Linked DNA regions of Homo sapiens: region 2 is linked to region 1. Evidence: read pairs that join two places in POLR2A ChIA-PET (ENCODE). Cell type or tissue: GM12878. All regions are shown on one strand. Each heading gives the region's core, and the rest is flanking DNA. Links, peaks and the distances in the headings are about the cores only. Region 1 overlaps LINC01258 (long intergenic non-protein coding RNA 1258). Region 2 overlaps KLF3-AS1 (KLF3 antisense RNA 1).

Evidence for each region. ChIA-PET counts read pairs that join two places held together with the same protein. Peaks named below come from ENCODE experiments on the same cell type or tissue, not always from the same donor. Only the 100,000 strongest peaks of a DNase experiment are listed, where the experiment ranks them.
Region 2: POLR2A ChIA-PET joins it to region 1 with 7 read pairs; 3 of 35 experiments call an interaction of 5 or more read pairs at or near these places.

What each region holds. Positions count from the first base shown.
Region 1 is chr4:38,450,654-38,459,451 of GRCh38, forward strand. LINC01258 (long intergenic non-protein coding RNA 1258) reads right to left here. Exons shown (of 8, transcript NR_110951.1): 3 at 2,570-3,268; 4 at 1,920-2,161; 5 at 522-586. Among named protein-coding and RNA genes, the nearest start is that of LINC01259, 55 kb to the right of the region's middle. RefSeq lists enhancers at 1,481-1,630, 1,641-1,710. In GM12878, for the core only: no CTCF peak of the experiment used is centred there; DNase peaks (open chromatin) are centred at 2,821 and 4,618; H3K4me3 peaks cover 620 bases; H3K27ac peaks cover 3,973 bases.
Region 2 is chr4:38,650,296-38,659,093 of GRCh38, forward strand. All of the region lies in intron 1 of KLF3-AS1 (KLF3 antisense RNA 1), which reads right to left. Among named protein-coding and RNA genes, the nearest start is that of KLF3, 9.5 kb to the right of the region's middle. In GM12878, for the core only: no CTCF peak of the experiment used is centred there; no DNase peak of the experiment used is centred there; H3K27me3 peaks cover 298 bases.

The DNA of each region.
Region 1 (8,798 bases), core at 2,070-7,069:
TGTGTGTGTGTGTGTGTGTGTGTGTGTGTGTGTGTGTTTGTTTTGAGATGGAGTCTGGCTCTGTTACCCAGGCTGGAGTGCAGTGGCACGATTGCAGCTCACTGAAACCTTGGCCTCCAGGGTTCAAGTGATTCTCCTGCCTCAGCCTCCTGTGTAGCTGGGACTACAGGCATGCGCCACCAAGCCCAGCTAATTTTTGTATTTTTAGCAACAGGGTTTCGCCATGTTGACCAGGCTGGTCTCGAACTCCTGACCTCAGGTGATCCACCCACCTTGGCCTCCCAAAGTGCTGGTATTACAGGCATGAGCCACTGTGCTGGGCCGCCAGCTGGTTTTGATATACATGTTCTAGTCTTCCGATTTGTAAAATAATCCGAAGATACAGATTTTTTTTTCCCATGAGAAATTTCCTGGTAGTTTGTAACTTTAGAAACAGATAAAAGAAGGACACTGAAGAATCTAAAAACCAAAAATGAGTGGACTGAACCATAAGTCACCATTGGACAAACTTTTGGCATTACCTTTTATCACAGGACTCCATATTGTAGAACTTCTCTGCCATTGTTGTATAAAGAAGTTGATTCCTCTTTATCAGTTGGATAGGGTTATGGAGAAGTCAAGAGAGTGAGAGATGGAATAAACAGATTAGATTGTGTTAAAGTTCTGCTTTTTTGGTAAACATAAAACTGGTTCAATATCTGCAGTTTCAAAAAGTTTAACCTAGGTTCCTCAAAAAATTAAAAATAGAATTGCCATATGATCCAGCAATTCTACTTCTGAGTATACAACAAAAAGAATGGAAAACAGGATCTCAAATAAATACTTGTACATCCATGTTTATGGCAGCATAGTTCATTGTATTAGGCTGTTGTTGCATTGTTACAAAGAAATACCTAAGACTCAGTAATTTGTAAGAAAAGAGGTTTAATCGGCTCATGGTTCTGTAGGCTGTGCAGGAAGCATAGCAGCATCTGCTTCCAGGGAGGTCTCAAGAAGCTTCCAGTCATGGTGGAAGGCAAACAGGAAGCAGCCACATTTCATGGCAAAAAAAATAGGAGCAAGGAGCGGGGGAGGTGCCAAACACTTTTAAATGATCAGATCTCACAAAAACGTACTATCACTAGGACAGTACCAAGGGGGATGGTGATAAATCATCCATGAAAAATCCACCCCCATGATCCAATCACCTCCCACCAAGCCCCACTTCCAATATTGAAGATTACATTTCCATATGAGATTTGGGTGGGGACACACACCCAAACTCTATCATTCATAATAGCTAACATGTAGGAGCAACCCAAGTGTCCACTGATGAATGAATGGATAAACAAAATGTGGTACACACATATAATAGAATATTATTCAGCTGCAAAAAGGAAGGAAATTCTGACACATGGATGAAACTTGAGGACAGTATGCTAAGTGAAATCTGCCAACAACAAAAAAAGACAAATAGTGCATGATTCCACTTATATGAGGTACTTAGAATAATCAAAACCATAGAAACAGAAAGTACAGTGGTGGTTGCCAGAGGCTTGTGTGGAGGAGGGAATGGAGTTACTGTTTAATGGGCACAGAGTTTCAGTTTTACAAGATGAAAAGAGTTCTGGAGGTAGATGGTGGTGATGAACATATAGCACTACAAATGTACTTAATACCACTGAACTGTATACTTAACATGGGTAAGATGGTAAATTTTATGTTATGTGTATTTTACCACAATTTTAAATAACTGAGGAATAAAAAGTTCAGCCTGTTAGAGTTGTTGACAAATATAATGACTATTCACATAGTCCTGTGATCTAAAGTTACAATTCTTGCTATTTAGTAGCAGGGTATAAAGAGCATTAAGTAAGGAAAGCTAACTGCTGTTACATGTAAAATGGCTCAAGCATAGTAAGAGTTTATGTCTCACTCACTTACACAGTCCAGGGCAGTTCCAGATTACCACGGGATCTGCTCAACATGTTGTTCAGGGACCAAGGCTGAAAGACAGCTTCTGCCATCTTCAATACTCAGCTTTCAAAGTCATCCCCTGTGTCAATATCCAGCAGCAGAAGAAGAAAGAATATGGGAGGTTTCTATGGGCCGGTCTGGGAGTGGCTGGCATCATTTTTGCTCACATTTCACTTCAAGGGAAGCTAGAAAATGCATTTTCATGCTGTGCCAAGAAGGAAAGAAAATGGTTCGGTGACCAGCTGGCAATCTCTGACACATAAAGGAGGGCCCAAAGTAAACTGGCTATGAGGTTAAAATTTGGGAGAGTATGCACACCAATTTCAGGAAATGTTGCTGGCTCAGATACTTCAGAATTCAAGGAAAGATTTAGGAAACACAATTTTCTAGGGGACTCATCAAATTCAGATTTGGGAGAAATGTTCAGGCCATTTTGTAAATTAGCTTTACCAGTGGTCAGTAGAAAGAACCTGGACCCTGCTACTAACTGGGTCTGTGATCCTGGAGCAGTTTTAACTGGTCTTAGATTAATATTTCCTTTCTATCAAATGGAAATTAAAATATATAATTATCAGCATTGTTCTAAGAATTTGAGGCAATTTATGTAACATACCTGTATGATACACAGTTGTTACAAATCCAGCCAAATGATTATCCAGGCTCTGTGAAAAATATCTCCATGAGCAGGGAACTCAGTGCCTCCAATGTCTATGCAGACCTGACAGCCAGAAATCTTTCTCTTCAGCAAAATCAGTTTTCCCGTTGAACCATACTTCTATCTACTGAAACTACACAGAACAAAGTGAATCATTCTTTCACAGGCCAGTTCCTCAGACATTTGAAAGTGGCACTCCTACTTACTCTAAATCTGCTCTTCCAGTTTCTTCAACTTTGAATTTCTCACCAATCATGTTGCTGTTATCTGAACACTTCTACTTTGTCTTTAGGCCCCTTGAAATGTGATTCACAGATGAGAATACTGCACCCCAAGTAAGACTGGACCAGCATAGAGTACGATAGTAGCATTCCTCCTTTTGTTTAAAAATGTATTTGTCAGGGTTAGGGTATCAGTTATGCTGCTGTAACAAAAAGACTTGAAAATGCAATTGTTCAAATAAGAGAGAAATCTCTTTTTCTCTCATGTAACAGTTCAACGATAGGCAGGTTGTCCAGGACAAATGTGTGGTTTATTCAAACACCAAAGTTTCTTTTACTTTCAAGCTTTTCTGTCCTGTAGGATATTGTTGTCTGTATGGTGACATCTGGTCTGCCAATGCAGACCTGCCAATGCACATCCAAGTTCCAGCCTACCCTATAGGGAGGAAGAAGGAGAGGAAGTGGAATGACATTCTTTTATGGCAGTGAACACAAGTTATGCCCATCACTCCTCAATTCTGCTCACCTTCCATTAGTGAGAGCTTAGTCACATGGTCATAGCCAGCTGCAAGGGAGACAAGGGGGTGTCAATTCTATTTCGGAGGCTAGGAGGACAGTGGAACAATGTATTTTGCTAAAACTGGCAGTGGGTTCCGTTACTAGGGACAAGTGGAAAATGGACACAGGACAATTGATTAAGCATCTCTGCCATGAGAAACTATGCAAAACAAAGGAAAGAAGTACCCCCAATTAAAAGGCATTAGGAATAACTAGCAAGAATAGGAAAAACTGCTAAGATGAAATGAGGGAAAAGAATAAGTAGGATATCTATAGCTCGGCTACATAGCAAGCTAGAAGGTAACATGACACATGATTAAACCAATTCAATTGCTATAGTTGTTGCCCAGAAAATACGTGACTAAACTTGGTGGATGCTTTAACAAGAAATTGGAGTTACAAGTTGTAATTGTTTAAAGTACTATGTATTACAATGATGAACAGTGGTTCATCATCATAGTGGAAATAGCCTTTCCTAGAAAAAAAAAAAAAAGTGAGAAACCTCTGTGAAATGAGAAGTATTACTCTCTTTCCTGTTCTGCGAGGAACAGTGGGATTGACTGAACTAAACAGGACTTTCCAAGCTCTAGGTTCAGTTATCCTATCCTCAGAGGAACAGGCAATTTAATCTGGAAGTTCTCAAAATGGCAATAAATGAAAAAGCAAATAAATCGGGGAAAACAAACATTTTCATCATGGAGTGGGGTAGAAATAATTACCGTGAAATACGCTAAATGCCTAGCTTGGTTTCTGATGGTTTCTTGGGGTTTTAAGATTTCATTTTCATGATCCATTGGCCACAAATCATTGAAAATACCAAGAAGTAAAATATGCCTTTGACTAAATGCATACATGCCCCTCAGCTTTTAGTAGGACTCAAATATTGACATTTGGAAGGAGGAATTTTTTTTCCCACATGCTAACAACAATCATCCCCAACATCACTGTTGAAAAACACAACCGTACGCCCTGCGGAATATTAGTCAATTAGGCAGCACTGTCATTTCATTAAAAAGAATACTATGCTCACTTATTTCATTGCTATTATAGAAGAGAAATCAATGCTAAAGTGACCGCATTTTACCTTCTCCATTGTGAAATGATAGTTGATGGTTAGTACACTCTCAAGAAGCGATGTCTGAGAATGTGGAGTGTGCTAGGCTGAAAGACAGAACTAAAATGGGTTCTACCCAGCAGCCTAACATGCTGCTAAAATTTCCCTGGGTCAACTTTCTGTTAGAATCACTTTCAGAAAAGAATAGAGGTTTTTCGAATGTGAAATCATACTGTGGAATGGGAAAGTCCCCATTCTTGAGCAAGAAGATCTCAAGAAAAAGATTTTGAAATTTTAAAATGAATGCAAAGGCAACCGCTCAAGGAGAGTTTAGTTTGCTTCTCTCGGCATCTGTTCTGTGGGATTCCTTTCTTTCTTCCCCAGAGGTAATTCTCAATAACCTCCTTCTAGAACGAGGCTTTGAAGTCCTCTGCACACCTGTGTAGATTATAAAGCAGAGAGGCTGGTCTTCCACACCCAAACTCTAAATTCACAATGCAACACAACAGTTAAAACATGCCCTCTAGCATCTTGTTTAAAAGTTAAACCCAAGCTTGATATAATCTGAAGTGGTTAACCCTTGCCCAGATTGAGCACATACTTCCCGTGCTGAAGAAGGAGAATAGACTCTCTTTATGTATAACTCTTTCTTCAGAAGTGTACACATGATCTGGGTAAATAGGCTGATGTCTCAGAACACTAGAGGGATTTTTTTGGCTGTCCTTGCTCTTTGCTCAGGGGCTAAAAGTGACAAAATCTGTACCTCTGATAGCTTCCTCCACCTCTTTGGCTTCTTAGATTTTGAATTAACATGTTATTGACACTACTAGGGAATGAATGAAGGGGTGACTTCTTTTTCTAACATTGCCTGAGTCATGGCCTTAATGCCATTCTCTTCCTTCAGCACTGGAGTCTGGCCGTGTTTCCTGACATGGGGATGGGACTGCAGGGTTACAGGGAGAGTGCAAGAGGCTGGCACTGGAGAAGTCAAGACAAAATGTGAGGGCCTGGACTGGGTTGGGGTCAGGAGTATGAGAAGCAGGTGGTCCAAGAGATGGCCATGCTGGCCAGGCACAGACACCAGAAGAATAGCAAAGAGAACTTGATTCTGAGCCACATGTTTGCCCATGGGCAGGAAGCTCCTGCTTGCTTCCAAGTGGGGTGGGACCAAACTATGAGCCCCGCCAGCCCAGGCTGTGCAGGTGCAGGCAGGGAAGTGGCTGCACCTGGCTCAGGTGGGTGTGTAGGTGGAAACTACAGGCAGGCACCTGGTTTCTGGCTACAGATTTGGGTTCTGATCCAATGCCACTCCCTGACCTCATGAAAGATGAACTCCCTGGCTCCCTCCTTGGAGTCCAAGGATCCTTCTTCCCAGCCCACTTTTCAGTCTGACCTTGACCTTGTGGCTTCAGCTTGGCCATGGTTCCTAGACTGGTTCTAACTTCACCCTGTGTCTAAGATCAACCTTCCTGGTCCTGATAGGGCTGGTAAGGACCCTATCCCCTTCTTGGCTACAGAAGAAGTAGAGTTCTTTCCTCTTTGGGACCCAGTCCTGCTATTTTCAACCTCTAGTTAAAATGAATCTCTAGGCAACCAACATTACGTTGTTACTAAGAATTTTATTTTATTTTTTAAAAATCTTTCTTACAGTCCATTTTTTCAATCCCTGGTTCTGGCCTTGACGCATAGGAAGAAATCATGATATGCAGGAGATTTGGCCAGGATCCTCAATCTTGGAATCTCCAATTAACTCAGACCACAAAAGATCCCCAGGGGACGCCTTTCTCTTTGTCCCTTGTACTTCTCTGGCCTCCTCCCTGTGAGTTGGATTGGACACAGATGAGCCTGCTGACCCTCACATGGAGGCAGCCTAAGAGGCTTCTCTAAGTTTCCTTCTTTCTGATCCACAGGTTGAAGGAGCAAATCCCTTCCCCTACACCAGGCTGCCCACCAAGTGGGAGGTTGCTGCCAGCCTGTCTCACTGCACCTGCCCCAAGACATGGACTCAAACAAGAACTAGTGAAGAGACAACCAAATTATGTCACATACTATTTTTGCTTATAAATTCTATTCCCTCTTACCATTATATGTTTTTTCCCTAAATACTAAAACCTTAGAGAATCCATTCTTTCTCATGCTCATTTCAGAGCTTCCCAACTTTGTGAGCACAATTTCTCTTCCCAGACAAAAAAGTGCATATACACAAACAACTTGCAAACAGTTTCAGGATGCTCATGGAGCCCTGAAGCCCCTCCATGAACTCCACCCTGCCCCTGAGGTTAGTATGTGCCTTCTGACTTTGAGGAATTGACTTTCAGACACTTTCACCAGGCCTTTTTGGATCATCTATTTTGATTCAAAACAATTGTCCAACACATTCTCTTGGCTGTGTGCAGCTCCTCTTTCCGTTCTCTCTCCATCCAGTCACACCTACATTATCATCATCGAGATTATCCTCATTCTTCACATCATACCTCCTCGGCTCCATCTTCTACCCTAGACTTTTCCTAGGAGACACATTAGTAAGGGAAATCCCAGTTTTATTGTGTGAAAATATCTTACAAGTACTAATACTATATATATAGTATTAGTTCATTCTCAAACTGCTATCAAGATACTGCCCAAGACTGGGTAATTTATAAAGGAAAGAGTTTTAATTGACTCACAGTTCCACATGGCTGGGGAGGCCTCAGGAAACTTAAATTATGGCAGAAGGCAAAGGGGAAACAAGGACCTTCTTCACTTGGTGGCAAGAGAGAAAAGTGCAAGCAGAGGATACGCCAGATGCTTATAAAACCATCAGATCTTGTGAGAACTCACTCACTATCACGAGAACAGCATGGGGGAACCACCCCCATGATCTAATCACCTCCCTCCCTCAACATGTGGAGATTACTGGTCCCTCCTTCAACGTGTGGGGATTACAATTCAAGATGAAATTTGGGTGGGGACAGAGAACCAAACCATATCATACATATATGATCAAATATCCCTGGAGGACCCCTACCACAGTCTTGGAAAGACCTACATAAGTGAGGGGCCCAAAGCTCCAGCTTCATTCACTCCACGACAAGCCCATCTCTGTATGTGAGCCTGGAAGAGGTAATCCCAACTGGCCCACCAGAAGGATTTCCTGCTCAGAGATTCACCATCTATTTAGATATATTTTTGCACACAGCTCAGAGCTCCTGTAGCTTCTTTTTCTCAGAAAACCTGCACCTTACCGGTGAGTACAACAGCAAAAGCTTATTATGATTAATTAGATTTTTAATTAATGCCTCACCACATAATTAAGAAGAAGCCCTTGGAGTAAAACCCTAACTCAATATTCTTCCTTTCATTAATTCTCTCTGCCTAATAGCAGAGGAAAAGATGAAACAAGGAGTGTGGTATGTGTTAGTTTTTATTCTCCCAAGAGGTTATAAAGAAAATGTCAGAATGGCAGAATTGGCTACAGTGTCTCCCTATAAAAAGTTCTCTTTTTGGTTCCCTTTCTCTGGGATTCTTTCTCATTTTTATTATTCAATTCATTTTAATCCAGCAACATTTACTGAGCAGCTACTATATGCTGGGCACTGTTATAGGCACTCTGGAGACTCAAAGAGGGTAACTACCTATTTCTGCCCTCCAGGGAATCCAAATCTTAGAGGGGCAGCAAGGTGCAAAGATAATTGGTACAAAAAGAGATAATGGAGGATAATAAAGAAATGACCATCAGTACAGCTTGAAATGGACTCTGGTGACAGTTCCCCAGTAAGGATCCCAAATCTGATTTGAATACTCACATGTCATCAGGGACCAGGCATGGTGGTAGAGATGTTACATTATCTTTAATTCTCACAATTTAGGGTAGAGGTCAATGAAGAGATGAGGACCTTGTCCATGATGCCTCCATCTAGCTAAATCCCCTCACAACATCCTTTTATAGCACCCATTATTTGCCTGTCATTATACGCATCCTCTGCATAATTGTCCAATGCCCTCCCCAAGGTAGGCTCCATCAGAAAAGGGATTGTGTGTCTGCCTTGTTCACCACTGTATCACAGCACTTAGCACAGACTAGTATGAAGCAGAAATTCACTAACTATTTGGTGAATGTATGGAGGGAGGAGAGAGGGAGAAAGGGAGGGAGCAAAAAGGAGAAGGAAGGAAGCGAGGGAAGGAGGGAGGGATTATAAACACATCAAAGCCATGATTCTACCCTAGGTCTGACTCCCTTAAAAGTCCATAAGCTTTCTCCTCTACCACACTAACTTTCAGGATATTAGAGTGTGTGCACAAGCCTCAAGATGACTTCTGGGAAGGAAAATGCTCACCCATGTGTGATCTGTTTGGGAATGTTGAAAACCATTCT
Region 2 (8,798 bases), core at 2,431-7,430, 200 kb after region 1:
TGGGATTACAGGCATAAGCTACGGAGCCCAGCCACCCCTAGGGGTTTTGAGGAGCAGGGCACCGAAGAAGCGAGTCCAAGCCACACCCCATCGCATGCCCTACAAGGGGGACAAGAGAATTTTTCTCCTTTCAATAGGACATCCATTTTTATGTGATATAAAAGGACGTTTTATATGAAACTCTTAATTATAATACTTTAAATATAATATGTAATTATTAAATATTATAATTAAATTTAATTATATTTAATATTTTCCTTGAGAAATGGCTTTAAATTATACTATTTTGAGTAAAGTTGATACTTTCAAGAATATAACAGAGGTACTAAAGCAAGTGATAAGCCATAAGGTATAAGATATAAAAATACAAATCAATACTAGATAAATAATAGTATAAGCATCCTATTTATGGAGAAATAAATTCAAATTTTAAAAGTCATGTATATGTCCGGGCACAGTGGCTCACGCCTATAATCCCAGCATTTTGGGAGGCCAAGGTGGGTGGATCATGAGGTCAGGAGTTCGAGATCAGCCTGGCCAACATGGTGAAACCTCGTCTCTACTAAAAATACTAAACTTAGCCAGACGCGACGGCAGGCACCTGTAATCCCAGCTACTTGGGAGGCTGAGGCAGGAGAATGGCTTGAACCCAGGCAGCAGAGGTTACAGTGAGCTGAGATTGCGCCACTTCACTCCAGCCTGGGTGACAGTGAGACTCTGTCTCAAAAAAAAAAAAAAAAGAAAAAAGAAAAGAATAAGAAAAGTTATTTTTATGGCCAAGGAAATTAGTTGTTAGAAAAATATAGAACTGTCTGTTAAGTATAAAAATTGTAACAGAAACTATAAAAAAGACAAAGCCCTTGCTCTAAGTAGCTTATAAACAACTACAAGAGTTCAAGCAAACTAGAAATGTATTTGGGTTTGTGTTTGTTTTTGTTTTTGTTTTTGAGACAGTCTTGCTGTCACCTAGGCTGGAGTGCAGTGGCGCGATCTCAGCTCACTGCAACGATTCTCCTGCCTCAGCCTCCTGAGTAGCTTGGGAATACAGGCATGTGTCACTGCACCCAGCTAATTTTTGTATTTTTACTAGAGACAGGGTTTCACCATGTTGGCCAGAGTAGTCTCGAACTGCTGACCTTAAGTGATCCGCCCCCTGCTCGGCCTCCCAAAGTGCTGGGATCACAGGTGTGTGCCACTGCACCCAGCTAATTTTTGTATTTTTAGTAGAGACAGGATTTCACCATGTTGGCCAGGCTGGTCTCCAACTCCTGGCCTCCAATGATCCACCTGCCTCAGCCTCCCAAAGTGCTGGGATTATAGGCATGAGCCACCGTGCCCAGCTGCTAACTAGAAATGTAAAGTGCACAGAGTGGTAGTGCTGGTAATAATTCTAGAGTATAAAAACAATTTAAAATTTTTTGGAGAATTTGTTTTTCAGATTTGAAAAGAAAAGGTGAATGATACACATATCTGTTTAAAACAATGATACAGGAAAGGTTTTCTTTAAAACAGGCTAAAAATTTTTGCCTTCCTTTCCTAATTTCTAAAGATGATGGAATAGAAAGACCATTATCTGGGCCAGGTGCGGTGGGTCACGCCTGTAACCCCAGCACTTTGGGAGGCCGAGGTGGGCAGATCACTTGAGGTCAGGAGTTTGAGACCAGCCTGGCTAACATGGTGAAATCCCCATCTCTACTAAAAATATAAAAATCAGCTGGGCATGGTGGCGTGCACTTATAATCCCAGCTACTTGGGAGGCTTAGGCAGGAGAATAGCTTGAACTCGGGAGGCAGAAGTTGTAGTGAGCCTAGATCACACCACTGTACTCCAGCCTGGGAGACAGAGCAAGACTCCATATGAAAGAAAGAGAGAAAGAGAAAAAAAGAGAGAGAGAGACAGAAATTAAGACTGTTATCTGGAATTGAAATAATAACATAATCAACAGTGTTGGCAGGGTGCAGTGGTTCACACCTGTAATCCCAACACTTTAGGAGGCCGAGGCAGGTGGATCACGAGATGAGGGGTTCGAGACCAGACTGGCCAACATGTGAAACCCCGTCTCTACTAAAAATACAAAAATTAGCCAGGTGTGGTGGTGGACACCTGTAATCCCATCTACTCGGGAGGCTGAGGCAGGAGAATTGCCTGAACCTGGAGGTGGAGGTTGCAGTGAGCCGAGATCTCAGACACAGCAATTGCTGTGTCTGAATTATACAATGCATCTTTGTCAGTCATCTGTACCAAATGGTCTAGATTAACTGGGGTTTTTTTTTTTTTTTGGAGGGGGGGGCGTTGTTGTTTGTTTGTTTGTTTGGATCTAAGGGTACTTCTGCAGGTGCAGAAGAAAGTTAAGGGAAATACATTAATAAATGTGACTAATTTTGTCATTATCCAAACTACACTACTCATTTGATAACTACCACCTAATGAAAATTGAAAAGTCCTGAGGACTGGACTCCAGACAGGTACTTTCAAATGCATCATAACTGGGAACACCTTGAGATATGTGGTTCGAGAAAGTAAGCTGATATCCTACCAAGAGTGTCTCTCCTGGGAGGTGGTGACAAATGCTCCTCAAGACTTCTCCTGTTTCCTCCTAAATCTTGGGAACTCCTTTAAGACGCCCTCATCTTCATAGTACCAAATGAAAGAAAATCAATTGCATTTGAAACAATTTGCCACATAAGAAAATAAACAAACATGGAAAAGGAGACACATTCGTGTGAATCTCAGGGGAAATCTTATTTTTCAGATATTGATGAAATAGCAAAAGAAACAAGATGAGTTTAGAATACCATCATCCATTCCTGCTTCTTTTGAATCCATTTCCCTTATCTTTAGTGCAGAAAAGGAAACTGATTAGATACATTACTGTGTAGCAAAAGTTGTACTCAAATTTTGAAAGTGTTTCCCTCCTTTTTAAAAAACTAAATGTTTCTCTTTTTTAGAAAGTGAATTTTCTCTATTGAGAAGATACCATGACCACTAGGCAGAATTATATATTTAGTTGTGCTAGAGCACTGATGACTTCTTTTATGATGATTTTTTTAAATGTTTAAATATTCCTCATAAACCTGCAAAACTTAAGTGCTAGACTCTATAACGTTTCATAGTTAATAGACCCATTTGCAACAGCAATGAGAAAAATTTAAATTTAAGTCCAGACACGTCACATAAAATTATTGACTGGCTGGGCTGTGCACAGTGGCTCACGCCTGTAATCCCAGCACTTTGGGAGGCCGAGGCAGGCAGATCATGAGGTCAGGAGATTGAGACCATCCTAGCTAACACGGTGAAAACCCATCCCTACTAAAAATACAAAAAATTAGCCAGGCATGATGGCACGCGCCTATAGCCCCAGCTACTAGGGAGGCTGAAGCAGGAGAATCTGTTGAACCCAGGAGGCGGAGGTTGCAGTGAGCCGACATCGCACCACTACACTCAGCCTGGGTGACAGAGCAAGACTCTGTCTCAAAAAACAAACAAAAAAAAACCAACAATTATTGACGGGCTAAAATATTCTGGAAAATCTAATAAACTAAACATATTGATGTGAGCATGAACACAATATATATTGTAGATTTCTTGTTCCTATCACAAGCAAGTAACTTTAAGGGCAAAGCACACCAAAAAAAAAAAGCCTTTTACATAATTCAAAGCTGTCCATACTTTCTTTTATCCTCTTCCATTCTTTTTTATTATTTTTTTTTAATTTTTATTTATTTATTTTTTATTATACTTTAAGTTTCTAGGGTACATGTGCACAACATGCAGGTTTGTTACATATGTATACATGTGCCATGTTGGTGTGCTGCATCCATTAACTCGTCATTTACATTAGGTATATAACAGTATCTTCAAGACAAGGGGAGGAAGGGAAGACACACTGCAATATACATCTGGACATATTTTAAAGATATTCACGATAGAAGAAAGCACAAATTAATGAATAAACAATTGGATAGATGACGTGCCTTGTTTGATGTGAGAACACTTAATAAAAGGTTAAAATTAATGAGCTAAGGGAAGAAAACATGGCTAAAAGGGCTGGTAGCTCTGTAAGGGTGGGGACAGGGCGGGGAACAGAGTCAGGGAGACAAACAGGATGCTGGGAGGTGAGAAATAAGGGTGGGGAGTAGTGGGCAATCTCAAGAGGAACTAACAAGGCCGTTGCTTATAGTTACCCAGAAAACCTACGAACAATAACAGACAAGCAGATGCAGCTCAGAAAGAAACAGCGGAGCAGCTAGAAGCCCCTCCTGCTGAGACAACGCACCAGACACGTTAATGGTGTTTGGGGGCTGCAGGTCATCTCTCACATACTCACATCCACAACTGCTGACACCTCTGTTTCCCGTCGAATCAACAGATCCTGGCAAAAGACCCCCAGAGAGGATGAATGGACCTTGATCCAGGAGTTTTAATATATTCCTATCTCTTCAGAAATAGGAACTTCGGCTCTACTCATTCTAGTTTGCTGGCTTTTCTATTTTTGGTTTTGGTGGGTTTTTTTTGTTTTGTTTTGTTTTTTGTGTTTGTTTTTAGCTTTTCTTCTTTGGAAAGGTTTGTCAAGTAAATACTGTTACGTGTCATTTTGAAGAGGAAATTCCAGTTCCAAGAACCAGCACAGGTCCAACTATCCAAGCAGTCTTTAAAAAGCCAAAGAGTCGGCCGGGTGCAGTGCCTGCAATCCCAGCACTTTGGGAGGCCGAGGCAGGCGGATCACAAGGTCAGGAGTTGGAGACCAGCCTGGTTAACATAGTGAAACCCTGTCTCTACTAAAAACACAAAAACTAGCCGGGTGTGGTGGGACATGCCCATAATCCCAGCTATTCGGGAGGCTGAGGCAGGAGAATCACTTGAAGCTGGGAGGAGGAGGTTGCAGTGAGCTGAGATCATGCCACTGCACTCCAGCCTGGGCGACAGAGCTAGACTTCATCTCAAAAAAAAAAAAAAAAAAAAAAAAAAAACCCACAGTCAATAAAAGACGTTTGCCTTCTCTCACTGCCCTTGATTCCTAGAGCCTCCCTCTTCACCACCTCCTGCCCCGCTAGACTCAGCCCCCTTCAAAATCCCAATCAAAGGACTGCACCTCTGGCTCTGAGGTGCTTTCAAAGGGCCAACTTGCAAAACTGTGCTTCAGATCTGACACTTAATCATACACAACTTGCCCGTTTCTTTCTTTCTTAGCGGTTTTTTTTTTTTTTTTTTTTGAGACAGTCACTCTGTCGCCCAGGCTGGAGTGCAGTGGCACAATCTCGGCTCACTGCAAAGTCGCCTCGCAGGTTCAAGCGATTCTTCTCCCTCAGCCTCCGGAGTAGCTGGGATTATAGACACGTGCCACCACGCCCAGCTAATTTTTGTATTTTTAGTAGAGACAGGGTTTCACCATGTTAGCTAGGCTGGCCTCGAACTCCTGACCTCAAGTGATCCACCACCTCAGCCTCCCAAAATGCTGGGATTACAGGCGTGAGCCACCATGCCTGGCATTTTAGCTATTTTTTAAAACACACTTGTTTCTTATTACAAAAGGAATACATGCTCATTAAAGAAAAAAACTCAGAATATTGAAAGGCAAAGAAAAAATATCCCCCCTACTCCTATCACTTGGATATGAGCATTATTATCATTTTCATGTTTTTGTGTATTAGCAAATCTTTTTTAATTGCCAGGGTGATGAAGAACTCTCCACTGTTCATGTGGGAGAACCATGTGTTTAATTTTTTCTAGGACAGATCAGCAAAACTTCCAAAGCATTTGTGAAGGCAGAATGGCTTGCCAGGTTGGGAGACCAAGGAATAAAAGGCTGAAGTCCTCTTCCCAGCCAAGTACCAGGGGAGCCTGTGCAACTGAGCTTTTACACGGAGGGAAATGCTTCAAACTTCAGGGTTTTGGAAGTGTGGGCATGCAATGCACTTGGAATGAGCAGAAAAGAAAAGGTGGCAAGACCACTTCCCTAGAGCACAGTGTACACCCTGCCTCTTTGCTGGCTTAGTCACTAAGGTAGAAAAATGCTCACACGTGCACATGTACATGTGCATGTGTGTACAGGGTGAGAGAGAGAGAGATGACATATGTATATATACATGAATAGATGTATGCACCCTTTGCTTGCTGCCTTCTGCTCTGCACTGTTGGAGCTTTATACTGACATTAAACTTCATGTCATTTTTATATGCTATCATGCCACTCACCTGCTTAAAAACCTTCTGTGGTTTCCCGATGTCAAATTCCAATTTTCTCCACAACATGGCCTTGACTGACCTCTCCTACCTTATCTCACTCCACTCCTAAGTGACCCAGGTTCCTGTTGGACCCTTTGCCTCCATGCCCTTTCCAGATCCTAAAATGTGATTTCTAGCCCCTTCTGCAGCCATGAAGTTCTAACACAGATATCACCTCCTCCATGAAGATTTTGAGGATTTCCTGACCAGATGTCATTTCTTTTGCAAGACTGTAAGCTCCTTGAAGACAAAAACCAAACCACACATTACTGCTCATATTTTGGACAAATAAATTTACCTTTTTATCCATTTAATTCTCATATCATTGTCCTTTTCTAAATTTTATTCATTATATTCTTGGCCGGGCACAGTGGCTCACACCTGTAATCCCAGCACTTTGGGAGGCCAAGACAGGAGCATCACTTGAGATCAGGAGTTCAAGACCAGCCTGACCAACATGGTGAAACCCCGTCTCTACTAAAAATACAGAAATTAGCCAAGGGTGGCACACACCTATAATCCCAGCTACTTGGGAGGCTGAGGCAGGAGAATCGCTGGAACCCAGGAGGCAGAGGTTGTTGCACTGAGTTGAGATTGTGCCACTGCACTCCAGCCTGGGTAACAGAATGAGATTCTGTCTCAAAAATAAAATAAAATAAAATAAAATAAAATAAAATAAAATAAAATAAATTGTATTCATTATATTATTATTTCTGCATTGTGTAATAATTAAGCAGAATAATACATATATTCTCTCTAATTCCTTGAATGCAGGGATTATGTCATACATATTTCTTGCACTATCACCCCCACCCGAGACCTATGGTAAAAGTTCAAGCAATACTAACTGAAGTAGATTAAATTCAAGATTTAAATGCCAATAATTATTCCTTAACATAGAGGAGAGGGATGGAAACATAAAGAGTCCACCTTACTCCAAAATAGTTGAAAAACAGCCTCATTCCAAAACAAGGGAGGTAGTTTTTCTTACTTTGTGGGTCTCCCATTCTTTACTTACTCTGACTACCAGCACAGGAAAAATCTAGGTAGTCTCCAACTCAGCAAGAAGTTGCAGTCTCTTTGTATGTGTAGGACATTGATTTGGAAATTATAAATAATTTCGCTTTGAAGTCATAGTATAAATAATGTTTTAAGGTCTCTGACAGGTCTCCAAAAGTTGACTGAAACTCTTAATAAAGAAGAAATAATATGTTTTCAATAAAAAGTAGAAAATAAAACTACTGACATATTTTACTTGCAAAATAACCAATAAACAATGAAATACACGTGATTTTTTTTTTTTTTCTTTTGAGATGGAGTCTTGCTCTGTCGCCCCTGCTGGAGTGCAGTGATGCAATCTCGGCTCACTGCAAGCTCCGCCTCCCGGGTTCAAGCAATTCTTCTGCCTCAGCCTCCAGAGTAGCTGGGATTACAGGCGCATGCCACAGCGCCCGGCTAATGCTTATATTTTTAGTAGAGACAGGGTTTCACCATGTTGGCCAGGTTGGTCTCAAACTCCTGACCTCAGATGATCTGTCTGCCTCAGCCTCTCAAAGTGCTGGGATTACAGGTGTGAGCCACCACACCCAGCCCAAGTGATTATTTTTAATTTGAATAATCATGATTCAAGGAAAGCAGATTTAACTATAGAAAAAGGATATCTTCTAACCATTCTCTCCTGGTGGCTATCTTCCATGTTTCTCAGACATTTTTTTTTTTTTTTAATGGAATTAAGACATGACTTGAGGGCCTAAGTCTTACTCTGCCCATAGCTCTGAGTAATTTCAGGATCCACAAGGAACCATGTTTAACACCCCAGTCACTCTTTTCACTCATCTCTTCATCTTCAGGGATCTTCTCCACTCCCTTCTAGTTCTCCCACTTCCGCAGGCACTCCCTGGACCGCACCATCCCCTAGGACTGCTTCACCTCTAAATACTAAACTTACAGGTAGGTCCCCATTCTCTGACAACTCACCTCCTAACCTTCCAGGTCACTCACTCCATTATTCCCAAGACACCCATTCTTCAACCTATTTGGAATGTCCAGTTCACCAATCCCTTGGCTATTTCTCTACAGCCTTATTCTGTTTTACCTCTCTGAGTTAGGTCCCAAGAACCAACATTTCCACTGTGCCACTGTCCTTGGATTGCACTGTCCTGCCAAACACAATCCAAGACAACTGTCCACCTGCACTAGAAATGCTGAGAGCTTCTGGAGGTGGGAGTGGATCATACATCCAGTCTGATCTTCACCAGAACTCATGGTCACCTAACTCAACCTCGGTATTTCCTGGCAATTCTAAATTAGATGGATGGATAGATAATAAAGGTGGAAACTTGCAGAGATGATGCAGAGAATCTCCACACCTTTTGTAATGTTTTAGAGATGGATAATTCTTAGACTAGCATTTCTAATTTTACTTCAAATCATATAGCTTTGTTTTCCTTTAAGGTAAATGTATCTGTGCTGCTCGTAAATTCACAAGCACATGACACTTTTCTGCCTTGGTAGCTTTGTCTGTCATCACACGAGGAGGAGAAATGCCCTGGGAAGAAATAGAAAAGCTCTAAA